Linked DNA regions of Homo sapiens: region 2 is linked to region 1. A link is an interaction called in ENCODE POLR2A ChIA-PET data of the cell type or tissue named here. Cell type or tissue: K562. All regions are shown on one strand.

Region 1 (2,500 bases):
TCCCATTGTCATTTTTCCTTTCAGACCTAGGGGATTCTTCAAATTCCCAGGCAGTGTTTTGCTTTACAGGAGTCTGTCCCCAACCAGTATTAGACAGAACTCTTGGGTCAAGATCATTCCTTGGCAACTGGATGTGCCCTTGGTCTATAATCCCTTTATCTCGCCTTCGGCCTTCTCCCGTTCCTTCCCTCCCAGTGCTTCCTTCATTGTGGTTGCCAGAACCATCACTACTTCCTTCACTTGCTGTAGTTCCAGAAGATGCCGCTTTGGCCCAGGAGTTCATGTGTTCACCACCAGGCTGTACGGTAGGGTTCTGGCTGGTGACACTAGGACTCTCCCACCCTGTTGATCCTTTCCCATTGATGTCACTGTTGGAATGCTGGTTTGGGGGCTTTCCCCATTCCCCATTCACACCGTTAGAGGTGCTTCGGCTGGGGTGGCCCCAAGCTCCTGAATGGATATTACCAACGCCATTGTTGCCACTGCCCCTTCCCCAGGCGAGTATTCCAGGACCAGCAGGAGGTCCTGAATCCCAAGCATTTCCTCCACTTCCTTCCTTTTGCACAGCACTGCTGGATCCATTTTGTTTAGCACTTAATGCTGAGTTCACAGTGTCTCCATTCCCCTGACTGAACCCAGAATTGCTATTTCCTGTGGCAGGGTTACCTGGGGACAGTCCCCACACAGAATTGCTTATTCCTTCAGCACTGCCCCCACTGACTTGAGAAACTGATGATCCATTAGCACCAGGAAGGCCTTGCAGGTGGGGCGGGATGATGGCCCCCATACCAACAGCCATGCCCCAGTTTGGCAGTCCATTTGTCTGCATTGCATTGATAGGGTTGGGTGAAGAGTTCATGGGGTTAGTGTTATTTGGTCCATCAGTGTTAAGGTTCTGAGGTTGTGCGCTGAAAGACACATTCTGAGAAGTGGACGTTTGTGGTTCTGTGCTCTCTTGTGGCAGCAAGTTTCCCCAAGCACCTAAAGTGCCTGTTGGGTTCCCGTTCTGGTTGCCCATATTTTGACCTATGGCACTGACTGGACTGCAAATACTGGAAGGGTTGCCTGTCGCCACGGTTCCTTCATGTCCAAGTACAGGCCAGGCAGCTGGGTTGGCATTAGGATTAAGGTTAAGATTAATGCCAGCATTGGAGTTGGAAGCACCCCAGCAATTCTGACTTCTCCCATCTCCAATCATAGTGTCCATTTTTCCATCCCCACCACTGACAGAGCAGTGAGCCAGGCCAGAGCTGGAGCCTGTGGCTACACCCCACACTCTGGCCGCACTTCCATTACTGTTCGCTCCCCCTGCTCCAAGGGCACTCTGATTAGAAGGGCTTTGGACGAGTGCGCCATTGGTGCCATTATTGCCATTTGTCTTCTTGGTATGTCCAGTGAAGTTGCCCTGGGCACTCCCTGTAGCCATGCTACTGTTCTCTGAGCCACAGTTGGAGGCAGAGTCAGTGTCTGTAGTACATTCTGAGGCAGATTCAGTCTCTGTTCCTGTGATGGAAGGCCACGCCTCCTTGTCAGTCCTATCTATTATCACTTTATCCCAGCTGCAGTTGGCTTCGCTTCTGTAAGTAGGCTGCTGTCCCCAGTGGGAATTTTCATAATGATCTGCCAATCCACTATGACTGAGATCTGAAAAAGATGAAACAAAATTCAAAATTAGATTTTCTACTCATTTGTCAATGAATCAACTGTTAACTAGTCTTTGGGGAAGCTCTTTATTTCAAGTCTTCAAATCTGAATGACAAACACTAAAAAAATGACTTAAAGAAAAAAGCTATTTGTCTTCTTAATAGATCCCATTTTAAAGAGCGTTAATGTTTTTAAAATTATATCAATTCTTACCACTACACTGTACTATTATTCCCCCTGGAGAATACTCACAATGCACGTTAGCACATCAGCATCTCTGAAAGCATCTGTAGTAAAGGCAGCTTTGAAAGATAAGTGACTTTGCAACTCCTATAAATACAGAGACTGAGAAACACTGGCAATGACAGTAAGTTCACGTAGAGTTTTGAATAAAACTTGTAGTTCTCTTTAAGACCTCTAATTAGGTTACAGTATTATATAGAGGCGAAACATGGCTTTCAGTAGAAAAAAATTGTAAATTGCATTGCAGAATCATAACAGAACCAATATTTGGGGTGGGGGAAGTGGTGACGGAAGGAAAGAGAGAAAAGACATATGAGACAATGCTATCTTATGTTATCAAAAATACTAAGGATTAGAAATGTTTAATTAGCTGTATACTACTTTATCTGATCTTATCTGCAATTTGGTTTATCACTGTCTCCTGCACATTCATAATAAAAAAAAAAAATCTGTAGCTCAAGGACATCACTAAAAGAAGAAAAAGAAGGAAGAAGAATCTCAGCCCCACAAGTGCTATCTTTTTGGATCTCTAAAGATTCTCTCAATCCTTGTTTTCTATTTCTTTAGAGCCTTTTCTTTGGAGATCCCTAGAATAACTTTATATGCCATCTTC
Region 2 (2,500 bases), 830 kb after region 1:
GACCCTCACTCTTTCAGTGGCACTCATGTGTTTGCTTATTTTCAACAGCATCACTTTTGAAGGCTTTCCATCCTTTTCGATTTATAAAATCAGCCAGGCGCGGTGGCTCACGCCTGTAATCTCAGCACTTTGGGAGGTCGAGGCCGGTGGATCACGAGGTCAAGATATCGAGACCATCCTAGCCAACATGGTGAAACCCCGTCTCTACTAAAAATACAAAAAATTAGCCATGCGTGGTAGCGGGCGCCTGTAGTCCCAGTTACTCGGGAGGCTGAGGCAGGAGAATGGCGTGAGCCTGGGAGGCAGAGCTTGCAGTGAGCCAAGATCACGCCACTGCACTCCAGCCTGGGTGACAGAGTGAGACTCCATCTCAAAAAAAAAAAAAAAAAAACCATCCTCATTTTCACTTGGCATTGTTTTTTCACTTTGCATTCCCTCTACTTTGTCTCAATTTCTGAAAGGATTCCTGCATTTCTAATCTTTCTTGAGTTCTGTCACTTCATTTCTGAGTTTTTCTAACTCTGATTATGCTTTTCACGTTTCATATCATTTTCTTTAAGTTTTTTTAGTTCATTTTTAAAATTGTTTTTAGACTGGGCGTGTGGGATCACGCCTTTAATCCCAGCACTTTGGGAGGCTGAGGAGGGTGATTACATGAGGCCAGGAGTTCGAGACAAGCCTGGCCAACATGGTGAAACCCCATCTGTACTAAAAATACAAAAATTAGCCAGGCGTGGTGGTGCACACCTATAGTCCCAGCGACTAGGGAGGCTGAGGCAGAAGAATTGCTTGAACCCAGGAGGCAGCGGTTGTAGTGAGCAGAGATCATGCCACTGCACTCCAGCCTGGACGACACAGCAAGACTCCGTCTCAAAAAATAAAAAACAAAATAAAATACAAAATAAAAATAAAACAAAAATAGTTTTTAAATGTGTTTTCTTTGGTCTGTTTTGCAGGCATGCCTTTCTGGCTTGCTTTCATTGTTGGTGGGAGTATTATTCTGCTCCCTACTCTGAGCCTTCTATAGGTTTGACTTTGCTACTTTTCTGATGCTCATTTTTATGGAAAAGTATTTCATAAACATTCAGAATGAAGTATGCTTCAAGAAAGCTGCTCTAATTTTGCGGTGCTCCCTCTGTTGTTTTGTGAAACGTTTAAAACATCACATCCGTCTGCTTTCACCGCTGCCCTGCCCATGACCCTCCCAGGCACCTGCACAGACTCGGTCCCCATCCTGCTTGACTTTATTCCCTCCAAGCAGTGGAATATGCTTTATTTCCTCACTGTGAGGTTCCTTCCAGAAGTGAGCCCTGGCAGGTCAGTCCAGGGAGTCCAGAGGGCCTGGTCTGCTCCCCTCAACCCGATCCTCTTCCCAACAGCCTCCGTGTCCCCAGGCTCCAGGTGCAGCCCAGCTGGGCCGTGTTACCTGCTGAGCACACACTGGCCTCCCACTGGGGTTCGTGGGGCCTCGTGGCTTCTCCTGCTCTCCCATCCATCAGACGTTTTGCATGTAACCTCTGCTTTCTCCCTCAGACACGGATAACCTATGGGTCCGGAAGCTCTGGAAACTATTGGTGGTTTACCCCGACTCACCCCTGGTTTGGGGTTTATGGGGATACTTTATCAGCTAGTGTTGCCGTAAATGATGTCCATAGGCTGTTCTTACTATCGTGCCAAAACACATACACAAACGCTGCCATTTCAACCATTTTAAAGTGACCATTCAGTCATCCACCGGTTTTAGGTTTTGCAGTCTAGTTGTATTACCATCTTCCCAGAATCCCTGGCTTTCCAAAGCCCTCACTTTTCAAGCAAAACTGATTCCAACTGGTTTGTTTCATGGTGACATTAATAAGAATGCCTCCACCACAACTTAAGAACTGGAAGACAACCTACGGTTTGGGCTCTGCCAAAGTTCTGCAGAGATGGAGTATTAAAGGAAACATGATATATTTAAGAATCATCACATTGGCCGGGTGCAGTGGCTCACGCCTGAAATACCAGCACTTTAGGGGGCCAAGGTGGGTGGATCATTTGAGGTCAGGAGTTCAAGACCAGCATGGCCAACATGGCAAAAACCCATCTCTACTAAAAATACAAAAATTAGCCAGGTGTGGTGGTGGATGCCTGTAGCCCCAGCTACTCAGGAGGCTCAGGCAGGAGAATCACTTGAACCTGAGAACGGAGGTTGCAGTGAGCCGAGATTGTGCCACTGCACTCCAGCCTGGGTGACAGAGCACAGAGCAAGACTCTGTCTCAAAAAAAAAAAAAAAAAAAACCCACAACAACAGAGAACAAACGCATTACTAATGGTTTGGTGGCCCAATATAAACACACTGCTGTTCAAGACACTCCATTTCAGTGTGGCCCTTTCTGAAGGTGGTCAGGAGACGGGCTGCGGGTTATCATCCTACGACCCTCAGTTAGTTTCCAAGCTGCCTCTGGCTTCCACCCTGAGAACTGGACCGCCAAGCCAAAAGCTTGGTAACAGTAGGTCCGA

The links. Peaks named below come from ENCODE experiments on the same cell type or tissue, not always from the same donor. Only the 100,000 strongest peaks of a DNase experiment are listed, where the experiment ranks them.
Region 2: POLR2A ChIA-PET joins it to region 1 with 5 read pairs; 1 of 35 experiments calls an interaction of 5 or more read pairs at or near these places.

Annotation. Positions count from the first base shown.
Region 1 is chr17:78,047,989-78,050,488 of GRCh38, reverse strand. It overlaps TNRC6C (trinucleotide repeat containing adaptor 6C), which reads right to left. Exons shown (of 23, transcript NM_001142640.2): 5 at 1-1,644. Among named protein-coding and RNA genes, the nearest start is that of TMC6, 80 kb to the left of the region's middle. In K562, no CTCF peak of the experiment used is centred here; DNase peaks (open chromatin) are centred at 1,528 and 1,938.
Region 2 is chr17:77,218,022-77,220,521 of GRCh38, reverse strand. No RefSeq gene overlaps it. Among named protein-coding and RNA genes, the nearest start is that of LACAT1, 35 kb to the left of the region's middle. RefSeq lists an enhancer at 2,204-2,500. In K562, no CTCF peak of the experiment used is centred here; no DNase peak of the experiment used is centred here.